Linked DNA regions of Homo sapiens: region 2 is linked to region 1. A link is a contact called in ENCODE Hi-C or POLR2A ChIA-PET data. All regions are on one chromosome and are shown on one strand. The core of a region is the stretch at or near the end of the contact, and the rest is flanking DNA. Distances in the headings are between cores, read along the strand shown. Region 1 overlaps BACH2 (BACH transcriptional regulator 2). Region 2 has its middle 110 kb from the start of MIR4464.

Evidence for each region. A loop is a pair of places that touch in the nucleus more often than their neighbours do. ChIA-PET counts read pairs that join two places held with the same protein, here RNA polymerase II (POLR2A). Pooled maps may share reads with other maps.
Region 2: a pooled map shows a loop between it and region 1 (2.1-fold over the local background). The contact joins two enhancer-like sites. A Hi-C loop is called at or near these places in 1 of 168 maps with a recorded cell type or tissue (PC-9) and 4 of 50 pooled maps. POLR2A ChIA-PET finds 5 or more read pairs at or near these places in 2 of 52 experiments (T-cell and activated T-cell).

Annotation. Positions count from the first base shown.
Region 1 is chr6:90,174,329-90,178,246 of GRCh38, reverse strand. All of the region lies in intron 4 of BACH2 (BACH transcriptional regulator 2), which reads left to right. Among named protein-coding and RNA genes, the nearest start is that of BACH2, 120 kb to the left of the region's middle. Within about 2 kb of position 2,171, at least 9 of the 41 ENCODE cell types and tissues checked have a DNase peak (open chromatin) inside an H3K27ac peak, as active enhancers do.
Region 2 is chr6:90,423,313-90,427,230 of GRCh38, reverse strand. No RefSeq gene overlaps it. Among named protein-coding and RNA genes, the nearest start is that of MIR4464, 110 kb to the right of the region's middle. RefSeq lists an enhancer at 1,666-1,955. Within about 2 kb of position 1,735, at least 4 of the 41 ENCODE cell types and tissues checked have a DNase peak (open chromatin) inside an H3K27ac peak, as active enhancers do.

The sequences.
Region 1 (3,918 bases), core at 922-3,421:
AGCTGGGAAATTCAGTGTTAGAGCTGACATTTCATTCTCTCCGAGGTTTGTGAAAAGGCCACAGCAAACTTTGCATTTCCCCAGGAAGGAGGGCGGAGGTTCGGTTGGTATCACACCCTGCACATTATTTAAACACTAGCTTGTTGATTTTCTCTTCTGTGAAGAGCAGTTATAGAAAGCGTGTTTCTGGCTGACTTCATCCTGGTTCCCTGCTATTTTGGTCTACAGCACTTGGGAACAGGGAAAGTCCGGGTACCTGCTCTGTGCTGAGAACAAAAGTGGACATTTTCTTGACCAAAAGTGGCTTCTGGCATCCTTTTTCAGAAGCAGTTTTTCAGTGAAGGAAGAGATGTTTCAAGGCCAATATCTAGAAAGAGTACCTAGGTTTATGATTCACAGTACCTTCTTATCAGCTTTAGAGGTCCTTAAGAGTGAGGATATGACATGGGATCTGTTAAGGATGGCATTTCCCCCATGAGGAAAGTGAAGCCCAGAGAAAGCCTGCGACAGCCCAGAGTTGAGGTTAATCAGTGGCAGAACCAGAAACCCCATGTCCTAATGCCTCCTCTAGCATTCTGCATAAGCTTCACAGCCTTCAACCCAGGGTGTAAGTTGGGGGAGATTTCATACGATCCGATCCACATTTCGTGCATTACGTTTCACCAGAGGCCCAAGGAGCTAACGTAGGCAATGGTGTCAGAGACCCAAGTCCTAATCAGAATTCTACCACTTACTAACTGGAAGGTCCTGGGGATGTTAACCTCCTAAATCTCAGTTTCCTCGTTTGTAAAAGAGGTAATTATAAATAGTTCATTGAGTTGTTGTGGGAACTCACGTCATAACATTTGAAAAGCTTAGTATGGGATCTGCTGTACGGTAGGTGCTCAATAGATGATAGTTTTTTTATGGGTCAGGTGCTGTGCTACCCACTGGAAATACAAAGAAAAAATAAGATACCATCCCTGCCCTCAAGTAGTCTGCAGTGTAGTTGGGAAGACAGACATACATGTGAATAAAATAGTGTGCATTGAATGTAATGAGAGCAGCAAGGTGGTCCATAAAGCGAGCAGACTGCAGTTGTTTGAGGAGGCTTCAGAATGAAGTGTTGCACAGATTTTTGAAGATGAATAATAGTGTTAAGGCAGGCAAAGATTCTTCCTTTCAGAAGGAGAAAAGAGTACATAATGTGCTAATACCTGGACCCATGAAATAATATTTTAATATTAACATATTAAATTAACATATTAACATGGAGTTGGAATCAGTTTACAGTGCTGTGGTCTAAAGTCTCCAGCCAGAGAAGCCAGAAGGACGGCAGAAAGGAGGACAATCTAAGTGGCTTGGAGGCTACTCTGGGTGGATATGGGTCAATCCTGAAAGGTTTTTAAGCTGGGAAGTAATATGGTGATATTTGTGTTCTATAAAGATTACTCTGTGGCTACGTGAAGCATGAACTGGAGGAGGCAGGAGCAGGAGGGCTGGTAAGACATAATGAGGGCATTGCATCTGGTTTGGGCAATTGGACTCTGTCACCAAAACTGATTTGGAAGTGATGATGTTGAGCAGTTCTGACGCTTGTAGAAAAAGTGGAAGGAGGTAAGGGTAGGTGGGGATACACACACATTTTTTGGATGGGCCCCTCTTTTCTGCCCCTACATCCCTCTCCTCCGGTGTGTCGTTTCCCTGATCTACTTCAACCTGCAGATCTATCTAGCAGGCACCTCACTTGGGGATTTGTTCCCATACCAGCAAGAAGCTTATAAATTCCTCTGTTAGGCACCTTAAGCTGGTTGAGGTTGTCCAGGTGCCGTGAGGTGCCTCAGAGCTGCCCCTTCCCAGTGTGCACTTTCCACAGCTATCTCCTGTTTTTCGACCACTGAACTCTCAAACTCTCAGTATTTGCATATTCTTGTTTCCTGTAAATTTGCTCCCTCCTTCACTAATCTCTGCTCGCCCTGAGCTCCAGAATTGTCATTCCTGGAGACCTTGGTTAACATCTGAAACTCCTGCTTTGCTATGTGTTTTAAGAATGTACATGTTGGATATGTGATAAAATCAGTACAGCCACTGAAGGGGAAATGAGAACAGGGCTTGGAAGGAAGAAATTTGTTACATTCACAGGTCCCATAGAGGCGTGTCACCACATGCTACGCAGGGCCACAAGGGAAAACACCCGTGTTAGTCAGGAGGCAGAAGGCAGGAGCCAGGGGAGAGCTTGGGCCAGCCACAGCCTTTATTGGAGTTTCCAAGGGAAAGGCAAGGCAGGGCAGGGTTAACAGTTTAGAATTGCTAGTTGAAGTAGTTTGGTTAGGCTCCAAGCTTTCTGGGTGGTCCCTGCTTGCTTGGTACCTGGCTGTGGTATAGTAAAGGCAGAGAAATATTGCCTCTGAGGGCCAGATAGAGGAGGGGTGTCTCTAGATTGGTGAATTTTCTTGTCAAAGGCATGCTACCAGCCGGGCTCTTTGTTATCTCTGAGAATCGGCTAGCCTTGAAAGAGACAGTCTCTCTCTAGCCAGAAAGGTAGTTTTAAGATGTCAAAACATCTAATATGCAGAAAATACAAAATATGTAAAATACATAATGATACCTTCTATTCTTAGTCAACCTGTTTGCCTGTTTATTGATCTGAGATCTGATTTCCCAACCCCCAGCCACTCACCCCCCACCGCCCCAACACTGAGAATTTTGAAAAATTCTCTTTCAAAAGAAGGGATTAGGTTTTTTCCACCAAAAAGTTGTTTTTAATATGAGAAGTCAAGCCTTTTTGACATTTCTTATTAGTTAATATTCTTTCCTTACCAGTTAATTGTTCATTTGTTGTTTTTCTTCTGTCTTATACAGGCAGTTGTGAAAACAAAATGGTTGTATAATTTACCTTTAAAACCTACCAAGAGAGTTTCTTATGATTTCAGTGTAATAGGAAAACCATTGTATAAATGAGAACTCTCAACTTTCCTAGAATAAGGAATAAGAAAAAATAATAAATATTAATTTCAAAACTTAGATATAGAAAAAGAACTTCCTAAATGCCTGTGTTTTCCAACTTGAAGTAACATTGACTTTAAAATGCATTTCTAACAAAGTTCACTCAGGTTCATTTACTTCTTTAGATTATGAAGTATATCATACATGTGGAAGGGAATATATAACATGTAGATACACTTTAAAGGATTAAATAAAGAAAACATCCACATTTCTGCTACTCATCTGAAGAACATTATCATTGCTACTGAAACCCTTATGTACCTCTCTCCTATTGTTTTCTCCTCTCCCCAACTACTTTCCTGGATTTTGAGTTACTTACTGTCTTGTTTGTTTGCTTTTTTTTTTTTAGTTTTACTACATATGTACCACATATAATTTTACCATATATATATCCCAAAGCAATATACTATCTCATTTTAGCTTTTATGTAATAGAATCATACTGATTATTTTGTGACTTGCTCCCCACAAAACACAATGTTCTGAGTTTTATCCAGGTTGACCTGTGTAACTTTAGTTCATTCATTTTCATTGCTATAGAATATTTTATTGTGTTTATTTTACTGTAGTTTATTTAGCCATGCCACTGTCAAAGGGTCCTACATTTTATCATGTATATGGAAACCTTATTGGCTTCCTTATTAATAAAAGTAATTTGTAGATTCTTTATATCATTTACAAGTAATGATAGTTTTTTTTCCCTTTCCAACCCATAAAATGTTAATTCTTTTTTCTTGTCTTACTGAACTGGCAAGAATCTCCAATGTTAAATTAAAATAGTGATAGATAAAACTTTAACTTTTCATTTATATTATAAAGTATGGTATTTGTTATAGGGTTGCTTTGTGATATCCTTTATCCAGTTCAGGAAGTTTCTTTCTATTCTTTGTTTTAATCATGAATGATGAATGTTGTATTTTATTGAATGCTTTTT
Region 2 (3,918 bases), core at 486-2,985, 250 kb before region 1:
TTTCACCACGTTGGCCAGGCTGGTCTCAAACTCCTGACCTTGTGATCCACCTGCCTCAGCCTCCAAAATGCTGGGATTTACAGGCGTGAACCACTGTGCCTGGCAAAGTTTTTCTATTTTTATTGCTAGTACCTACTACTATTTTTCTGATTCTTCTGTCTCCAAAACCTCACTGCCATTCTTTTCTATAGTACTTCTTTTTTTTTCCTCTCTCTTTTCTTTTTCCTTTTGTTTTTTTGAGACAAGGTCTCACTCTATCACCCAAGTTGGAATGTGGAGGCTCACTGCAGCCTCCACCTCCCAGGCTCAAGCAATCCTCCCACTTCAGCCTCCTCAGTAGCTGGGACTACAGGTGCATGTCACCTGTTTAATTTTTTTACAAATTTTTGCAAAGATGGGGTCCCACTATGTTGCCCTGTCTGGTCTTGAACTCCTGGGCTCAAGCAATCCTCCCACTTCAGCTTCCCAAAGTGCTGCAATTACAGGCATGTAATCAGCCTCTTTTCTATAAAAATATTCTATTGCAGTACTTGATTTAAGGAGATTGTAGAAAATTTGGGGAAAGGTTCCAAGATATTGACACTTTGGTAAATAATTCTTAAGAGAAAAACCAAAAGAGCTTGATCTATTAAGTCAGAAGTGAGATAAGGAACATAAGGACTTTTTCTTGTTTGTATCCAGACCAATAACAACAACAAAAAACATAGACCTGTGAGCAGCTGACATGAAATTTGTGGTGACTAATTAATTTTTAATTAATTAACTTGTGCTGCCTTGTTCATCTACTAATTTCCAGGTTCCCAATGGCTTACTGATAAATTAGTCCTAATGAAATCAAACAGATCTAAAAGGAACCAGTGTTTCTCTCTCCTAGGATTATCTCCATGTTTCTAAAGACAGACCAAAACCAGAAGGTTACTTCCAAGATTTAATCTGTACCAACCAGTCCAAATATTATTGGTTTTCAAGCATTCGATTTCCCTGCACAAAGAGCATGTACTTTCTTAACAGTGACTTGGCACTAAACTCCGTCTTCAAATTTAGCTATGCAGTCTTGACTTTGAACTAGACAGGGGATTTCCATATTTTCCCCATCTTCATTTTAATAAAATGCCTCAATTTTCTTCAGTACTACTTTAAAAAATTCAGGCTCTGTCTCTAAGAAACGAAAGAGTAGAGTGTTGTAGTTTTATAGAAATTTAAATTTAAAGTTTCATATATTATAGGCACCATTCATAAAACTACATATGGAAATTTAGAACTTAAATTAAGCATAAATATTTATCAAAGAGAGGAGTAGGGGCAAGAAATGCATACAGCTAAGGATATGGTAGCTTGAATTAGGATCATGGTAGTGGAAATGAAAATTGAAAGCATTCAGTAAGCGTTTCAGAAGTAGATGGATAATAATGGGGATGGTGGGAGATGACAGATGGCAAGAGAGGAGGCAAGGATGATTTCTAAGTTTTTAGCTCAAGTGACTTGGGGGACACAGTGCCATTTACTGGGATATGTAGGCTAGAGTACAGGTATGAGAAAATAACCCTTTCAATTTTGTAGACATTTTACTTTTGAGAAGCCTAGTAGACTTCCAGATGAAGATGTCAAATAAGACATTAGATATATGACTTTGGGGCTTTGGGGTGAGGTCAGGGCCATAGGTGTTGATTTGGTGGTCATAGGCATAGAGACAGTATTTAAAGCCATAGTCCCTGATGAAGTAAGAGTGTAAAAAAAAAAAAGAGAGAGCGAACTGGGGCTAAGAAGCTAACCCTCATACATGTCACAGTTTAGAGGTTTTGGAAAGAGAAGACAGAAAATGAAACTAAAAAGATGTGAATAGAGAGGAGGAACACCAAGAGTATGAAAGATGAGACAGAGACCAAGAAAAGAAACTAACGAATGTCGCTGAGAGATGAGTCAAGTGAGGAAAGAAAATGACCTCTTGTTTGGGCTACATGAAGGTCAATAGGTCTTCAATGACCTCAAGAACCTTGACATGAGTCCACGGAGTTGTGGGGAGAAAAGCTTGAATGGAAGGTGAAGATGCGAAAATTGTGTCTGTAGTCAACTCTTTCAAGAAATTTTTTTAGACAGGAGGCCCAGAAGTGGTATGATTGTGAGAGGGGAATGTGAGGTCAAGGGGTTTGCTCTGTCATTGTTGTTGTTTTTATTCCTTTTTACTTTGGAAATTTAACCTACAAACAACCAGAGAATAATATAAAGTACCCTCATGTACCCATCACCCAGCTTCAATAATGATCAACTTTTTTGTTTGTTTCAACTATTGCCCCATTAAAATTGTTTTATTAAGGTAAATTTACAAAAGTAAAATTCACTGTTTTGGGTGTACAGTTCTGAGTGTGTATAATTGTATACAGCCATATATAACCACCACTAAAATCAAGACATAGAACAGTTCAATCACCCCCAAATGGTGCTTCCTGCCCCTTTGTAGTCATCTTCTCCTTTCACTCACAGATCCTGAGTCTTCATCTAGCTCTTCTAGACTCTAGACCTCCATATCTGACTCCCTGCTGGAGAGCTCTACTTGTATGTCTCATAGAAATGTCAGATTCACTATGTTTAAAAATAAATTATTGGAAATGAAAAGGCAAGCCACAGACTGGTATAAAAAATATTTGCAAATCATAGCTTCAACAAAAAACATATATCCAACAAAGACCTTATTATTGAGCTACTGTGATTCAATAATAAGACAAACAGCTCAATTTTTTAAATGAGCAAAAGATTTAAATAGATACTTTAACAAAAAGATATACAGATGGCAAATAAACACGTTAGAAGATGCTCGACATTATTAGTCATTATGGAAATGCAAATCAAACCACAACAAGATAGCACTGCATACCCACTAGAATGGCTAAAATTAAAAAGCTAGACCATATCATGTGTTGGCAAGGATGTAGAGCAACTGAAGCTCTCCCATATACTGCTGGTGGGAATGTAAAATGATATCATCACTTTGGAAAATGGTTTGTCAGTTTCTTTAAAAGTTAAACATATACTTAACCATATAATTTAGCTATCCCACTCATAGATACTTACCCAAGCTATAAATGAAAGCATGCCCAAGAGAAAGAAAAACATCATCTGTACACACAAAGACTTGTACACTCATGTTCCTAGCAGCTTTATTTGTAACAGTCTAAATTAAAAACAACCCAAATGTCCATCGACAGGTGAATGAATAAAAAATTTTGGTGTATCTATACAATGGAATATTACTCAGCAATAAAAGGAAGTGAACTATTGATACACACAACGTGGATAGATTCAAAATAATTATGCTGAATGGGAGAAGCCAAACAAAAAGGAGTAATTCATATAGTATTCAATTCATGTCAAATTCTAGAAAATCCAAACTAATATACAGTGACAGAAAGCAGATCAGTGGTTCCCTGGGATGACAGGGCACAGATGGAGTGATGGATTATAAAGGAACACCAGGAAGCTTTTGAAGATGATGGAAATGTTTATTATGTTGACCATGGTAATGCTTTCATGGGGTACAAACATGTTAAAACCCATTAGATTTTACATTTTAAATGTGAGCTGCTCATTATATGTCAATTAGGTGTCATGAAGCTATAAATAAAACTTAAATTATTTATCCTTCCCTTAAAACTTGCTCATCCTTTGCTATTCCTTCGGTGAATGGCTGTACCCTCTTCTCAACCACCCAAGTCAGAACCTTGAAGTCATCCAACTCCTCTCTTTGACACTCACCCTCCCATTCAGTGCTTACGTCCTATTCACCTGAGCTATTTTCATACAGAGTTGTAAAAAAAACTCTGCTCACCCTAAAGCATGTTTCAGAGAAACTCCCAGAATCCAGAATATATGGGTTTTAAGACGATAAAACCATAGGTAGAAAGGTTAACAGTGAAGAGTACG